Linked DNA regions of Homo sapiens: region 1 is linked to region 2. A link is an interaction called in ENCODE POLR2A ChIA-PET data of the cell type or tissue named here. Cell type or tissue: PC-9. All regions are shown on one strand.

Region 1 (8,000 bases), 690 kb before region 2:
CTTCATCTCAAAAAAAAAAAAAAAAAAAAAAAAAAAAATAGCCAGGTGTCATGGTGCATGCCTGTAATCTCAGATATTCAGGAGGCTGAGGCAAGAGAATCACTTGAACCCAGGAGGCAGAGGTGGCAGTGAGCTGAGATCTCACCGCTGCACTCCAGCCTGGGTAATAGAGTAAGATTCCATCTCAAAAAATAAATAAAATAATAAACTTTTAAAATTTTGAAGTAATTTCAGTCTCAGTATATTAGTCCATTCTCATGCTTCTAATGAAGACATACCTGAGAGTAGGAAATTTATAAAGGAAAGAGGTTTAATTGACTCACAGTTCAGCATGGCTGGGGAGGCCTCAGGAAACTTATAATCATGGCAGAAGGGGAAGCAAACACGTCCTTCTTCACATGGCGGCAGCAAGGAGAAGTGCCAACCAAAAGGGGGAAAAGCCCCTTATAAAACCATCAGATCTCGTGAGAACTCACTCACTATCATGAGAACAGCATGAGGGTAACTGCCCCCATGATTAAATTGCCTCCCACTGGGTCTCTCCCATGATATGTGGGGATTATGGGAACTACAATTCAAGATGAGATTTGGTTGGGGACAAACCATATCACTCAGGACAGATACAAGAATAGTACAATTAATTTCTGAATATCCTTTCCCCAGTTTCAATAGTCATTAATGTTTTGCCACATTTGCTTTATCAATCACTTTCTCTTTTTGTCTGTCTACATAAATACATATTATTATTATTATTATTATAACAGCTTTGTTGAGATACAAGTCATATACCATATATGCAACCATTACCACACAGCAAATTTTAGAATATTTTCATCACCTAAAAAAGAAACTCTGGGCCAGGCGTGGTGGCTTATACCTGTAATCATCCCAGCACCTTGGGGGGCCAAGGTGGGGGGGAATTGCTTGAGCCCAGGAGTTCGAGACCAGCCTGGGCAACAAGGCAAGACCCTATCTTTATAAAAAATAAATTAGCCAGGTGTGGTGGCATGTGCCTTTGGTCCCATCTCCTGGGGAGGCTGAGGCAGGAGGATCCCAGGAGGTTGAGGCTGCAGTGAGCCATGATTGCACCACTGCACTCCAGCCTGGGTGACAGAGTGAGACCCTATCTCAAAAAAAGAAAAACAAACCAAAAAACAAAACCCTGTACCTCTTTTAGCTATCACCTCCCTAAACCCAATTCACCTCAGCCCTAAGCAACCACTAACCTACTCTCTGTCTTTATAGACTATAATATGTAGTCTCTATATAGACAGAATAGACTACAATGTCTATTCTGGACATTGCATATAAACACAGTCATATAATCTGTAGTCTTTAGTGACTCACTTTTTTCACTTAGCATAATGTTTTCAAGATTCGTCCATTTGTAGCATGTATCAGCCCTTCATTCATTTTTATGGCTTTATTACAGTCTAATATATGGATGTATCTCATTGTGGCTATCCATTCATCACTTGATGGACATGGGGTTGTTTCTGTATTTTGACTATTATGATTAATGCTGCTATGAACATTCCCGTACAAGTTTTTGTGTGGACATATGTTTCATTTCTCTGGGACATACACCTAGGAGCGGAATTTCTGGGCCATACAATAGCCATATGCTTAATTGTTTGGGGAATAATAATGTACTTATATTTTATTTCTGAACCATTTTGAGGTGAAGTTGCAGACATGTCCCTTTATCCCTAAATACTTCAGAGAAGCCAAACCAAGGACATTCTTTTTCATAACCACGTTTCAATGATCCAATTCAGGAAATTTAACATTGATACAATATTACTGTTATATAATCCACATGCAAATTTTGCCAATTATGTCCTTAACAGCAATTTCCCCCCCATCCAAGATGCAAGCTGGGATCACGCACTGCATCTAGTTGTTCTGTCTCTTTCCTTTCCTTCGGTCTGGTGCAGTTCCTCAGCCCTTCTTCATCTTTGTGTAGTTTTGTGAAATGTCTCTCAGTTTAGGTTTATCTGATGTTTGGATGGATGAGTTTCAAGGCTTGTCCATGTAGTGGGCACTGAGGTCCAGTCGTGTAGCTGCCCAGGCAGAGGAGGAGACTTGGCTCGGCAGGAGCCCTGACCCCTTCCAACCCCACCGCGATTGCACCGCGCTCTGCAGCGAAGGGACGGGCCGCAGACCCAGACCCAGGGCTGAGCCCGGCAGTGGAAAGTGCCCCACCTGGACACCTGGAGGGTTTACTGGGAAGTGCCAAGAGAAAGAAAGGGGTTGTGCGGGAGCTTCGTTCACGCCCTTTCCCAGGAACAGCTCAGGGGCCTGGAGGGCGCGGGAGTGTGTCCCCAGGCCGGGCCGTGGGCAAGCACTTCCCATCGCGGCACCGAGGGCTCCCGGACCTCGCCAACCCGAGCCGCCCGGGAAAGGCTGCAGCGCGTCGCCGGGATATCCGGGAAGGGCGGGCGCGGGGGAGACCAGCAGGCCGGTGCTGGGAAGGCGCTGCCCCTTCTGGGAAGGGCCTTGATGCAAGGGCACACCCCCATGCCCGCGCCCTGCACCCCCGCTTCCGGCAGCCCCGGCGGGGCTCTCGGGAAGGCGCGGGGCGGGGGCGGCTGATTCTAATCCGAGGCCCAAGATGGAGATTGGGCGCCGGGAGGCGGCTGGCTTCACTGGGTCCTGGCCCTGAGCCGGTTTGCTGGGCTGGGCCTACCAAAGGCCCCACCAACTTTTGCAAGAAGACTTTTCTGGGTGCTCCCTCAACATTATTGATTGAGAAGAGCCCCAGATAATCTGCCATCCTACCGCACAGCTGCCAACTTCCACCTGAGGCAGCGGTGGTTGGGCTGTTCGTTGTTCATTCGTTCATTCATTTTGTGGCTGCAGGTATCTGCCTGCTCCCCACCTTTCCCCCTCCCTGTTGGGGAAGAGGCTCAGTAGGGCTTCCAGGTAACAGTCCTGTACCTAACCTGCTTCTGCTGAGAACACCTGTCCTCATAGTGCCACCCGACCTGCCCTCCCTCAGCCCCAGGGCCTTGAATTCTGGCCACCCCAGGACTGAGCTGGCCTCTGCCCACTTTACAATGAGGGCGACAGACACCAGGGGGAAAGGCAGGGCCTTAGGGAGCTAGCCAGGAAGAGGTAGAATGGGGAGAGGAGGAAGGCACCAGGCAGGGACCAGGCCAAGAGCGCTGCAGGAATGTCATAGTCATCCGAGTTTGCACCCTGACAGTCTGCAGATATGCGTTGTTCTGTCCTCACAGGCTTTTGAAAATTGGAAAAGTTCACATAAAAATCCAGATATCTGATTTTTCTTGACAAATAAAAGGATCTGCCAACACCAAGCTTGCATTCCTGTGGCAGCCAGGACTGAATCAGGAACCTTCCCTGGACCTGGCAGTGGCCACACACCCCTTCTTATTGTTTAAACTTTCTGCACTAGCTCCATTACTTGCCTCTTCCCCAAGGGCACCTGTGAGCTCACTCAATCCTCACCATACCCTGTGAGGTCAGGAACCCGATTCCATTTTGTACAGAAAGAAAGCAAGGTGAGAGGTCAACCACCTCGCCCAAGGTCACAGCCAGAGAGAGGTAGGGCTGGGATTCTCCCCCAGGTTATCTGCTCCCTGGATGATGCTCTCTTCACTCTGCTGTACTGTTTCCTTGTGGGAGATCCGGTGTCTTCAGCAGCAGCTGGGTGGACGGCAGATGTAGACAGCAAATGGAAAGCCCTTGGCCATCGTAGTCTGGGGCTTTCTAGGCCACCACAGAGTCCTGAGCTGGGCTACACAGCTCTTGGCTGAGGCTCTGGAGTGGTGCCACCGAAGTGTGGAGCAAGAAGGTTCGGTCCATGGTCCCACAGTAAACTCAGGCAGGCGAAAGGACATGGGCACCTCTGTGTGGGGGTGTTGGCCTCTAGTCAATTAAGGGGTGCTCTTTCTTCGTTGCTTCTCTCTCTTTGCTGGAAGTGGGCTCCCTCTGCCAGTGTTTTGCTCCATATGGCTTTCTTGCGCCCACATGGGGGCAATTGATGGAGAATAGTGTCAAGATTTTCTTAGTGCATAAATCACAGTACATTACAGTCAGGCTTCCCTGAGCACAGCTCTTTCTGCTCAGTTGTGCGTTCTCCTCCTGGAAAGGTTTGCTAACCCTTTTCCTGATTGGGCTTGTCCAATACTTCTAGCAATTTCTAGAAATGAATCAAAGGGCAGTACCTTACGGTCACAGAGGGTCGGAGGAAGCTAAGGTAACTGCCTTCTAAGAGTAGTTCAGCTGTATATGGTACTCTACAGTTTATAAAACCTTTTCACACTCTTGTGTATTCCTTTGGTTCACACAACTTTAGAGCTGTACAGAGGAGCAATTTGCAAACTTACCTTGAGCAAATTCCTTTCCTCTTTTTCTGTTTTGATTTCCTCATTGAAGAAAAAACAAGATAATACTCTCTTTTTAAGGTATTTTCAGGCAAAGCTACTCTGCTTTCTAACTCCTGGGAGTGCTATTCACATTGAATGCCATGTGATGGGTCCTCTTGGGATTGTGCAATGGGCAGAACTCCTCATATGCATGTTGTGAGGATGAAATGACATCATTTATGTACTAGCACAAGTCCTGGGAGATAGTAGGTGATTAATAAATGCTTATCAAGTGAGTGAACTACTCACTTGGTCATGATGAATTCTGAAGGACGCTTATAGGAAGAAGGAAGTTGTACCGGCCCCCTGTGGCTGGTGTTGCCTTTCCTGCCCATTTTTTTTTTGTATCTCTTGCCAAGTTGCCCTTTGTCCTAGGCCTCTGGGCTCCCAGCCGGCTGGAGGCACAGAGTTATCTGTGGGGCCTGGAGTGCTGGGCCTGGGCTGTGTAATGACCAGCCTTCCGCTTGCTTCAAGTTTCCGCTGGGGGGCTGGAAGCCACAGCATCCAGATGGCTAATTGCTTTGTGCCTGTTTCTGCAAATCACAGTGATTCACTGTCCCTGCTGAAAACACGCTCTCTTTTCAAAGATTTAATGGTTTCCAAAATTAATTTAGCCTCATCTGTTATCCCCCTGCCCTTCTGCACTGTCCTCTCTCTCCCCAGCACCCTCTTTTTTTTCCCTCCCTTCTCCCCATCCCATGATGGAGCATTCTGCGCCAAAAGCCAGCTTTCACTCTGCAGGGCAACGTGGAGAGGGATGAAAAGCCTAGACCCCTTAGCACGGTCACCTGAACACAAGCTGAGTGTGGCGTATCAAGTGGAAGCCCAGGAGGGAAGAGCCAGTGGCACAGTTATCTCCCACCACCCGACATGCTCCGGCCGCCAGCTCTGGTCTGACCGACGCTTCGGATGAAGAACTCCAAGCAGCCCCCTATTCGTACTGTTTTCCTCAGTGAACTCCCAGGGATCACCTGCTTTTTATGTGTGACGAATGTGGTCAGTTTTGTTTGCTTTTGACAGCTCATTATGGGTCCATGAGGTCAGAGTCCTGGCTGAAAGGCCAGAAGTTTAGGGAGCCTATCTCCAGCTGATACTCGCTTGCTTCTTGACCATCTTTGGGCTTCTGTTCTTTCCCAGTAGCATAAAGCTTGTATGATTCTGACCTCTGGCACCTATGCATTATTTAATCAACATTTATTGGGGCTGTCTCCATGCCAGGCATGTGGTAGGCCCTAGTGGGGCAGGGGTAAAAAACCGCTGCAATCCTGGCCTTTCAGGAACTCAGTCTAGAGGGAGAAAGAAAACACCTGAGGCCAGAGGGCTCTCTCTGATCTGCTTCTTCTATTTCAAGTCTGTGCTTTTAACTATATTGAATTTCCCAGTTATTATATCTTCTTAATGAATTGTTGATTTTATCAGTATGGAATGTCCATCCCACTTTGACCCTTGTAATGCCTTTTACCTTAAATTCTATTTTATTCTGCCCATCACTAGGGGACTAGTTGAATCAGTTATGGTATATCCTCACAATGGAGTACTATGCAGTTGTGAAAAATAATGAGGGCCATCTTTACGTGCTGTTATGGAGTGATTTCCAGGATATATAGTTAAGATGGAAAAGTAGGAAGGAAAAAATATGTATTGTATGCTACTGTTTAAGAAAGACAAGTATTCATCTGTGTGTGCGTGTGTTTGCTTATATATTAAAATGCAGAAAAATATGACCAGGTGCGGTGGTTCACGCCTGTAATCCCAGCACTTTGGGAGGCTGAGGCAGGTGGATCACTAGGTCAGGAGATCGAGACCATCCTGGCCAACACGATGAAACCCCGTCTCTACTAAAAAATACGAAAAATTAGCTGGGCATGGTGGTGGGCGCTTGTAGTCCCAGCTACTCAGGAGACTGATGCAGGAGAATGGCGTGAACCCAGGAGGTGGAGCTTGCAGTGAGCCGAGATCACGCCACTGCACTCCAGCCTGGGCGACAGAGCAAGACTCCATTTCAAAAAAAAAAAAAAAAAGGCAGAAAAATAAATCATTACATCAAAAGTAAATAAATTAATAAAATGGGGTAGAAAGAGAGAGATGTTTGTCAAAGGGTGCAAACTTTCAGTTATAAGATGAAAAAGTTCTGGAGATCTAATGTACAGCATGGTGACTACAGTTAATATCACTGTGTTATATATTTAAAATTTGCTAAGAGAGTAGATCTTAAATGCTTTTGTCACAACACAAAAATGACAATGATATGAAGTAACATGTTAATTTGATTGTGGTAATCATTTCATAATGTATACATTTATCAAATCATCACATTGTATACCTTAAACACATACAATTTTTATTTGTCAATTATATGTCAAAAAAAGTCTTGGGAAACAAAAAAGAAAAAATCCTCATAAAAAATAAAATAAACCAAAAATAAACAAATAAAAATATTCCCTTTGAGAGAGGGAGAGACTGGGCAGACGGGTCAGAAATAGAAGCTAGGCTTCTCTGAATAGACAACTTGCTAGATTTGATTTTGGAATGTAAATATTATACATAGTTATAAAACAAAATTAAAATGGGAAAGCACTTTTTTTTTTTTTTGAGATGGAGTCTTGTTCTGTCACCCAGGCTGGAGTGCAGTGGCGTGATCTCGGCTCACTGCAAGCTCTGCCTCCCAGGTTCACACCATTCTCCTGCCTCAGCTTCCTGAGTAGCTGGGACTACAGATGCCTGCCACCATGCCTGGCTAATTTTTTGTATTTTTAGTAGACACGGGGTTTCACCGTGTTAGCCAGGATGGTCTCGATCTCCTGACTTCGTGATCCGCCTGCCTTGGCCTCCCAAAGTGCTGGGATTACAGGCGTGAGCCACCACGCCCGGCCGGAGAAAGCACTTCTTAAAAAAAGACAAATGATAACAACTATGTATCAGTTTCATGGCAAAACTCACAGAATTATTTCAGGAGACTCTAAAATATAGTATTTAACAGTAGGACTATTGAGAGATATACTCTATGTAGGGAACAATAGCAAAACACCCTGCAAAAATAAACTCTCTTTGGTAATCATATTGTTAGTAATATTATAGATACTATTATTCTGAAACTATTATACATAGGTAGGATGAAGCAAATAAGCAACTATGTTAACATTAGGATCCAAGATTTTCAGTATAATAGAACAAAGTCACAAACATAAAAATCAAATATTAAGCAAAAATTCTAAATTTGAATAGAAACTATTATAAGTATGGACTTATGATTAATTTAAAATAATCTACTTCCTAGCAGAGTCAACTGAGAAGGCCTAGAAACAATGATCAATCCAATAATAATGAGCACCTCTGGACCCCAGATTGTGATTTCTAACTACCATGTCCCACTAAAAGGACCAAGCCTCCTTGGGAAAAATTTTCCATGCTTATTTTGTACATTATCCTAACCTGTGTGTTACAGGATACAAATTTGTCAAACTAGATAGAAGGAAGTTGCCAGAGATTATTAGAGTCTTGTCAAAAGAAGAGCAACATTGATTTGAAGAGGTACCCACTCGCCAAAAATGGGATAATTAAGCACGAATAGAATAATAATTGATTGCAGCATTATTCACAGTAGCCAAG
Region 2 (8,000 bases):
TGAAATGAAGAGTGCGATTTTCCTTTTGGCCTGTGTGTTTAAAGGGTGAATGGGATACTTGTACATGGGTAGCTCAGCCCCTGCTGGCCACAGGGCCCTGCCAGGCCCTCACACAGGTCTGATGGCCTTCAGGGCCAACTGTGTACCTGGTCTAGGATGCTGTTCTTACACCTGATGAGACAACTAAAGGACTGTTTCCTGAGACACTGTGAGCTGTTAGGACAAGTCCATCCAGTCTTCTTTGTTTTTTTTGTTTTTTCGGGTTTTTTTTTTTGAGACAGAGTTTTGCTCTTGTTGCCTAGGCTAGCGTGCCGTGGTGTGATCTTGGCTTATTGCAACCTCTGCCTCCCGGGTTCAAGCTATTCTCCTGCCTCAGCCTCCCAAGTAGCTGGGATTACAGGCGCCCACCACCACGCCCAGCTAATTTTTTGTATTTTTAGTAGAGACGGAGTTTCGTCATGTTGTCCAGGCTGGTCTCGAACTCCTGACCTCAGGTGATCCACTCGTCTCGGCCTCCCAAAATGCTGGGATTATAGGCGTGAGCCATTGCACCCAACCCATCCAGTCTTTGCAGTCAGCTTCTGCCTTTGCCAAACCTTCCTGGAGTGGAGAGGGGACTATACCCCATGACTGCCCATTGGGCAGATCCTCCTCCTCCTCGTCCATTAGGCCCCTCATGAGTAGAGGCCACAGTGAAGTGCATCCGTAGTCTATCCATAGCCTGTGAGTTGTTGTCCCTGGAAAGTTCCACTCACTTGAAGAAAAAAAATAGAACCTTCTTCAGGCTCCACCTCTGGAAGTGGGAAGTCCTTAACCAAACTAAACACCTTCACAAGTCCTTCTGTAAGCCCAAGGGGAAAACAAACCAAAACACAAACACTCCGCAGTGGCCTGGACTGCAGTGGCATTCGGCTGAATGTCTCTGAGGGCACTGTGAGGACAGGGCCCTGGTTAGACACGGGGGACCCCCCTTCTTTCTCCAAAGGCAAAGTACAGGCTGCTGTGGGGCCTTCAGATCTGCTGCTATTTCAGAGCATAACGCTGCCTTGTCCCTCAGGACCTTTGGAAACTATTCAGTATTATATAGGTGACATATCTTTGTTTTGTGGTGGAATTCATATAGAAGAAAATGAACCATTTTAGAGTGAACAATTCAGTGGCATTTATTACCTTCACGATGTTGTATAATACAACTACCACCTCTGTCTAGTTGCAAAATATTTTCATCACCCAGAAAGAAAACCCCAAACCCATTAAGCTACTACTCCCCAGTCCTCCCTCCCCAACCCCTGACAACCACCAATCTGCTTTCTGTCTCTATGGATTTATATTTAGGTAGTATTTCTGAGAATCCCAGTGACTCTATTTTCTGAACTAAAAAAGAATCATGAAACATTAGCACAGAAAATAAACTAATAGAGACTAGTGGTACTGTTTCCCCTTTATTTCCATACTTCGTAACCTTTTCATGTGCCTTTATATAAATGGTCTCATTCAGTAACCCAAGAGACAAATGTTGCTGGATGTGTTGGAAAATCTCAACTCCATTAGAAATTCTCTCTTTTTTTTTTTCTTTTTATTTTATTTATTTTTGAGATGGAGTCTCGCTCTATTGTTTGGGTAGAGTGCAGCGGCACAATCTTGGCTCACTGCAACCTCTGCCTCCCGGGTTCATGTGATTCTTCTGCCTCAGCCTCCCAAGTAGCTGGGACTACAGGCATGCACCACCAAGCCCAGCTAATTTTTGTATTTTTAGTAAAGATGGGGTTTCACCATGTTGGCCAGGCTGGTCTCGAACTCCTGATCTGTAGTGATCCACCTGCCTCGGCCTCCCAAAGTGCTGGGATTACAGGGGTTAGCTACTGCACCCGGCCAGAAATTCCTTTTTTCTTACACAGTGGTGTGTCTGTTCCACTGGCAAGTACAGTTACTACCTTGATCCAGTGCAAATGGCATGCATTTGTTTCTCAAAGATGGAATAAATCTGAAAAGACAGACTACATTCACTGATAAAAACAGACACCTTGTGTTTTAAACATAAGAGAACCGCATTTAAAAAAATTAGTGTGCAGTTGGAGACTGTCACCATTATATTCTTACAGGGATGAGGGAGAAAATATTCATTAAAAAATATTTTTGTGTTCCTACTAAGTGCATGACACCGCCAAAGGCACTCTTGGGACACAGTTCTATAAGACACTGTTGATGCCAGTGTTAGAAATGAGGTGTCTCTTTATTTCACAGCCAAATGTTTTCACTGGAAATAGCAATGAACTAAAAACTAGAAGCTGCCCTCAAGGAGGTTGCAATCTGGTTGGAGTGGAAGGAGAAGGAGCACAGACATTTTGGCCTGTGGCAGGTGGGGGGATTTCAGAGACAATTCCATGGAGGAGAGGATCCTAAATTGGAGCCTGAAAGTGGGATGGCTATGGGTAAGATGGAGTGGAGCCGGGCACGGTGGCTCACACCTGTAATCCCAGCACTTCAGGAGGCCCAAGGCAGGTGGATCACTTGAGGCCAGGAGTTCAAGACCAGCCTGGGTAACACGACAAGACCTCGTCTCTATAAAAACTTAAAAAATTAGCTGGGCATGGTTGCATACACCTGTGATCCCAGCTACTCAGGAGGCTGAGGTGGGAGGACCGCTTGAGCCCAGGAGGTGGAGGCTGCAGTGAATTGTGATAATGCCACTGCATTCCAGCCTGGACAGCAAAGTGAGACCCTGCCTCAAAAAAAAAAAAAAAAAAAAAAATGGATAAAGAAGAGAGCAAGCGTGCCTGGCCAAGGGAACAATCTAACACAAGGGGAAGAGAACATGGGTTGGCTTTGGGGGCTGTGCAGGAGGCCTGGATGTCCTGAGCATGGGCTGATTGGGGATGTTGGAAATTTAAGCTGCCAACCTAAGGCAGGCTTGAACCTTTCTATAGTCAGTCTATCAACGCCTTTTATTGAGTGCCTATTTGTGCTAGGCACTGTTCTCGGCTCCAGGAAGACAGAGGGGACAAGGAAGCCTTAGGGCCCCCACCCCCACCCCAGGCCATTGTCCTGGCTACTGGCCATTGTAGAATAAGTAATTACAGGTTCACGAGTGTCTCACAGAGATGTATAAGGCACCATGGGGGCAGGTACCAAGGGGACTTTCCCTAGTCTGGGGGATGGTTAGAAAGGGCTTTCCAGAATCAGTGGCATTTAAACAGACCCCAAAAGTAAGAAGAAATGAGAGATTTATTTCTAGGTATTGGAAGCTGCAAATGGGGCAGCTGCATGGCGGAGGGGTGACACAGCCGCAGTCCCACTCTAGAGAGGTTATTGCTGCAGGTGTGCAGGAAAGGTGGGCGGGGGGAGGAAGGAGGCCCCGCAAGAGTCCGCACTAGCAGTGATGTCAGAAGGACGTTCCTGGGGAAGCCGAGTCTGAGAGGTCTGGTTCCAGGAATAAAAACTGGGAGGCAAGAGGAGGAGCTGGGTCGGGGGCAGGAGGCCCAGGTCCTGAGTTCGGTTTTAGGCATTTAATGCCAGGAGCTGGAGGACGTGCAGATGGGTGCCACCATCACGTCATGTTTCCACCCTGCCCTGGTCCTGAGCCCTCTGTGTTTTCCCGGCCAGTGTTCTCTTGTTCCCCAGAGGGGCTCCCCTCTTCTCAGGCCCCCCAGCCCCCTCACTTTCTACAGACGATGTCACCTTCCACCTCACAGAAAATGGAGGCCATCAGAGGGCATCTCCTCCATCTCCCATCGCTGCCATCTGTCTCCCACCTTCCCTCCTTCTCCTGATTTGACAGAGAAGGGCCCCTCCTGCCCCCAAGCCCCTTCCTTTGCCCAGCTCTGGGTACCCACCGTGCTCCTTCTTCTCAGGGACCCTCTTCCACCAGCTTCCTCCTATTCTTATTTTGTGGTTGACGTCAGTCTTTTCAAGGGCCCTTTCCCATCAGCATTAAATGTGATCAAGTATCATCCATCTTAAACATGACAAAAACCGACCTTGGCCCCACTCGCATTTCAGCTTCACAGCTGAGAGTCTTGTGAAGTTATGTTTACTTACTGCATCCACTTCCTCACTGCCACTCTTCTGTCAGCCCGCTGAAGTCTGGCTTCCCCTCTCTGCCCTGAGCCTCTGTACTTCCTTGTGACAAAATCTTACACAGACACATCTCAGCCCTTATCATCTTTGATTACTGCCCAGCATTTGGCACTGCTAACCACTTTTTCTGTGAAATGCCTTTTTCTGTTTTTAACTTTCCTCTCCCTGTCCTTGACTCTCATCTCTTGCTCAGTCCTCATATCAATGCAGACACCCCCAAGTCCTGTCTGCTCCCCGTGTGAATGTTCTATCCTGCCCCACTGCCTCCATCCTAGTATAAGCCCCTCTCATCTCTCATCCAGACAACCACAGTCATCTCCAGTCCCCACTTTGCAGCCAAAACAAACTGATATGAGTGTTCACAGCCTGCTATTTCCTGCTGCTGCTGCAGGTTCTGGGTCCCTAAAACCAAACTGATTACTTCAGGCTCCTACTCCAAGCCTATTGGAGAGGTACTTCCGTTAGGATTCCATGCAGCCGCCTGTGCCTGAAAACCCAAATCAACAGAACCTTGAACATACAAGGTTTTCTTCTCTTATCTGAAAGTCTGGAGCCAGAGGTTGGGGGAAAAATTTGCTCTCTGGGAATAATTATTTTGTTCATTGTCTGTGTCTCTGGGCTCTTCCTTCTGGGAGGTTCTTCCTGGTTCACTAACCTCCATGGCCACCCTCGATATGGGCATTGGTGAGTGGGCTCCCCGGGTATTCACAGCCTACTTCTTGCTGCGGCAGGTTCTGGGGCCCCTGGATTGTTTTAGGATTTAACTGTTAAGGTTATGACAGACCATACTCACTGCTTTTTAAAAAAAATTTTATACATTTTCTTTAAAAGCTTGGTAGGTTTTCAATCTATTTGCTTCTAGTCAGTTTCTTAAGCAAAAACCACAGCTAAAGATCTAGCGTAGACATCATTTTCACACCACATGGGAACCCAGGGTGGCTTGAGAAGGTTAAGTTCAAACCCTCTCTGTGACTAACCACACCAAACCACCAAGTTTACTTTGATGTGAAGACCTCTGGATAGATATTCAAGGAAATCTCTTCCCAGGGACCTAAAAGGACCACCTGTTCCTCTCTCTTCTAAGGCATCTTCACCCTCTGGGACTTCCAATGGAAGATAGAAGATTAGGACGCATATCTGACTTCCTTCCCACCTGCTTTCTCTCTGGCCTCCTCCTTGCCATCCTTTGGACTAAAGGTCAGGGGTTTCTCTTCTATTCTTTTCTTTAGGTAAAGCCCCATGATTAATTCTGTCAGGGCTTCTTGATATCTTAAAGAGGGAGCTAAAGACAACAGAACATCTTTTTTCTTTTAAAAATAATGTCTTTTGAGACTATTGTCTGGCTGAAAAATCTTATTTTGGAGGTCAGAAGCTATTCATTATCTTCCTCTCCATTTTTTTCTTTGATAATCCTAGTCCCTTTCCCCAAGGAAGCAGATGTTTGAGCTGAGCAGGAAGAAGGTCACATGCACAGAAATGCAAAAGAGAAATGCAATTAATCCTATTTTTCAAAATAGGGTCCTGTTTACATCATCAAGGACTTCCTATTTTGCTTAGGGTAAGTCCAAAATGTGTAATAGGGTCGTTCTGGTCTGAGCCCTACTTATCGCCCCAGCCTCATCCGATCAGTCTCCCAGCCTCACACTCTTCACCGCAACTACCCTGGACTTCTCTCACTTCCTTCACCACAGGTTGCTCAGGACGTTCCCAAAAGCTTCAGTGTTGGCCAACTCCTGTTCATCTCCCAAGTTTTGATTTCAAAGTCCCTCCTGGTCTTGAGAAGGATTTTCTTGACTCATAGCATCCCTCAGAGCACCTTGCATCCTTATGATTAATTCATTAATTTTTTTATGGTTATTTTTGATTAAACACCTCTGTTTTCCAGTAGAACACCAATAGCAGGAGTGCAAGAATGACGTTCTGTCTGCTGGGAGCCTCGTTAGGTCATCATTATCCCTAGCCTGGATTAGACAGATGTGTTTCTAAAACGTACATCTGCGCAAAACCCTTCAGTGGTCCCTCTTTTTACTCAGGTCGCTCTTTTTACTCAGTCAAACTCCTTTATGTCGCTTCCAAGGCCCTGCATGATCTGGCCCCAACTTCTTCTGTCCTTACCCCCCATCTTCTTCAACCTTCATCTAGACCGAAATACCACTCAGTGTAATAAAAGGGCTGACCCTCTTGCCTACAAGTCTCCAGATATGCTCTACCCATTTTTTCTGGTAGAGACAACTCCTATTAATTCTTCAGCTCTTGGCTGATAGATTGCCTGCTTGATTCATTAACTTGTTCACTCATCCCCGTTCTAGTTGCCAGGAACTACCCTGAGTGCTGAGGAACAGTGAACAAGACAGACCCGGCCTGCCCTCCCCCGCCCCGCATCTGTCTCCTCCGTGTTGTCTTCCCTCACCAGCCTCACCTCCAGGCTGAATTAGTTGTCTCTCCTCTGGGTCCCCTGGCTCTCTGTAAAACTGCTAGTGTTGCCTTATCACAGTTTTAATGACACTTAACCTGTCTCTCCCCGCTGCTAGCCTATGGGCTATTTGTTGAATGCATCTATGACTCCTCAAAGTACTCTGCTAAGGGTAATTAAAAGGAATAGGATGTTATGAATTAGATGAAAAATAAAAATCAAACACTATTGGAATTAACTGTTTTTTTCCTTCAAAGCAACTGATGACATTGATATGAAATTGGAAATATTTAACCGTTTGCAAATTCTTTTTATGCTAATAGAGCCAACATTTCAACAGCTATTACTTCACTTTTTATTTGTGTAATGAGAAAATTTAGAATTAAAAATGTACAAAATTGAAAAAAAAAAAAAGGAATAGGAGGCTGAGTATGGTGGCTCATGCCTGTGATCCCAGCACATTGGGAGGCAGAGGCAGGAGGATCACTTGAGGCCAAGAATTCGAGACCAGCCTGGGCAACATGGCGAAACTCAGTCTCTACAAAAAACAAGTTTTAAAAATTAGTTGGCCGTAGTGGTGCATGCTGTAGTCCCAGCTACTCAGGAGGCTGAGGTGGGAGTGTCACTTGAGCCTGGGAGGTTGAGGCTGCAGTGAGCTACGGTCACGTCACTGCACTCCAGCCTGGGCAACAGAGTGAGTCCCTTTTTCAAAAAATAAAAAAGAGAAATAGGAAATAGCATAGAATGGAGGAGCTGAGCCACAGGTGCTGCTGGTGGGCGCACAGGGCAAGGTGGACAAGGGACGGGGAGGGAGACAAAGGCAGAAGAGGTCCCTTCTCCTCCTCCTTCCTCAGGGAGTAATGGAAAATAACTTGGACCCAGACACAAAAGGCCACATGTTGTATGATTCCATTTATTCCATTACCAGACTGGGTAAACCCAAAGAGACAGAACACAGATTGGTGGCTGTCCGGGGCTAGGAAGAGGGCGAAAAGCGACACTGGCTGCTTAACAGGGATGGGGTTTCTCTTTGGAGTGATGAGAGTGTTGGAACTAGATAAAAGTGGTAGCTGCACAGCGTCGTGAATGTGCTAAATGCCACTGAATTGTTCACTTTAAAATGGTCAATTTCGTTGTTTTTTATTTATTTTGTGGAGATGGGCTTTCTCCATGTTGGCCAGGCTGGTCTCGAACTCCTGGCCTCATGTCATTCACCCACCTTGGTCTCCCAAAGTGCTGGGATTACAGGCATGAGCCACCATGCCTGGCCTAAAATGGTTAATTTTTATGTTATGTGAATTTCGCATCAAAAAGAGACAAAGAAAGAGCTTGGATCTGGAGAGAGGGGAGCGCCATGGGGGCCTTTTCCTCTCCTAGTCCCTGATGACGTTCCAGTGACTCCTCAGATTCTGGGGCTGGCCGGGTCTCTTCTGACTAGAAAGAGGGCCTTGCAGAGCCACCCGGGTCCTCTCTTGGCACAGGTAAGCTTGGACAACTGGACATTGGCCCC

Evidence for each region. Peaks named below come from ENCODE experiments on the same cell type or tissue, not always from the same donor. Only the 100,000 strongest peaks of a DNase experiment are listed, where the experiment ranks them.
Region 1: POLR2A ChIA-PET joins it to region 2 with 25 read pairs; 4 of 35 experiments call an interaction of 5 or more read pairs at or near these places.

The regions. Positions count from the first base shown.
Region 1 is chr2:27,733,219-27,741,218 of GRCh38, forward strand. LOC105374378 (a long non-coding RNA gene) reads left to right here. Exons shown (of 3, transcript NR_160725.1): 3 at 5,055-6,069. Among named protein-coding and RNA genes, the nearest start is that of LINC01460, 21 kb to the left of the region's middle. RefSeq lists a silencer at 2,448-2,617. In PC-9, CTCF peaks have their summits at 2,090 and 2,307; DNase peaks (open chromatin) are centred at 2,333, 4,623 and 5,563; H3K4me3 peaks cover 1,865 bases; H3K27ac peaks cover 4,861 bases.
Region 2 is chr2:28,419,996-28,427,995 of GRCh38, forward strand. No RefSeq gene overlaps it. Among named protein-coding and RNA genes, the nearest start is that of FOSL2-AS1, 29 kb to the left of the region's middle. In PC-9, no CTCF peak of the experiment used is centred here; no DNase peak of the experiment used is centred here.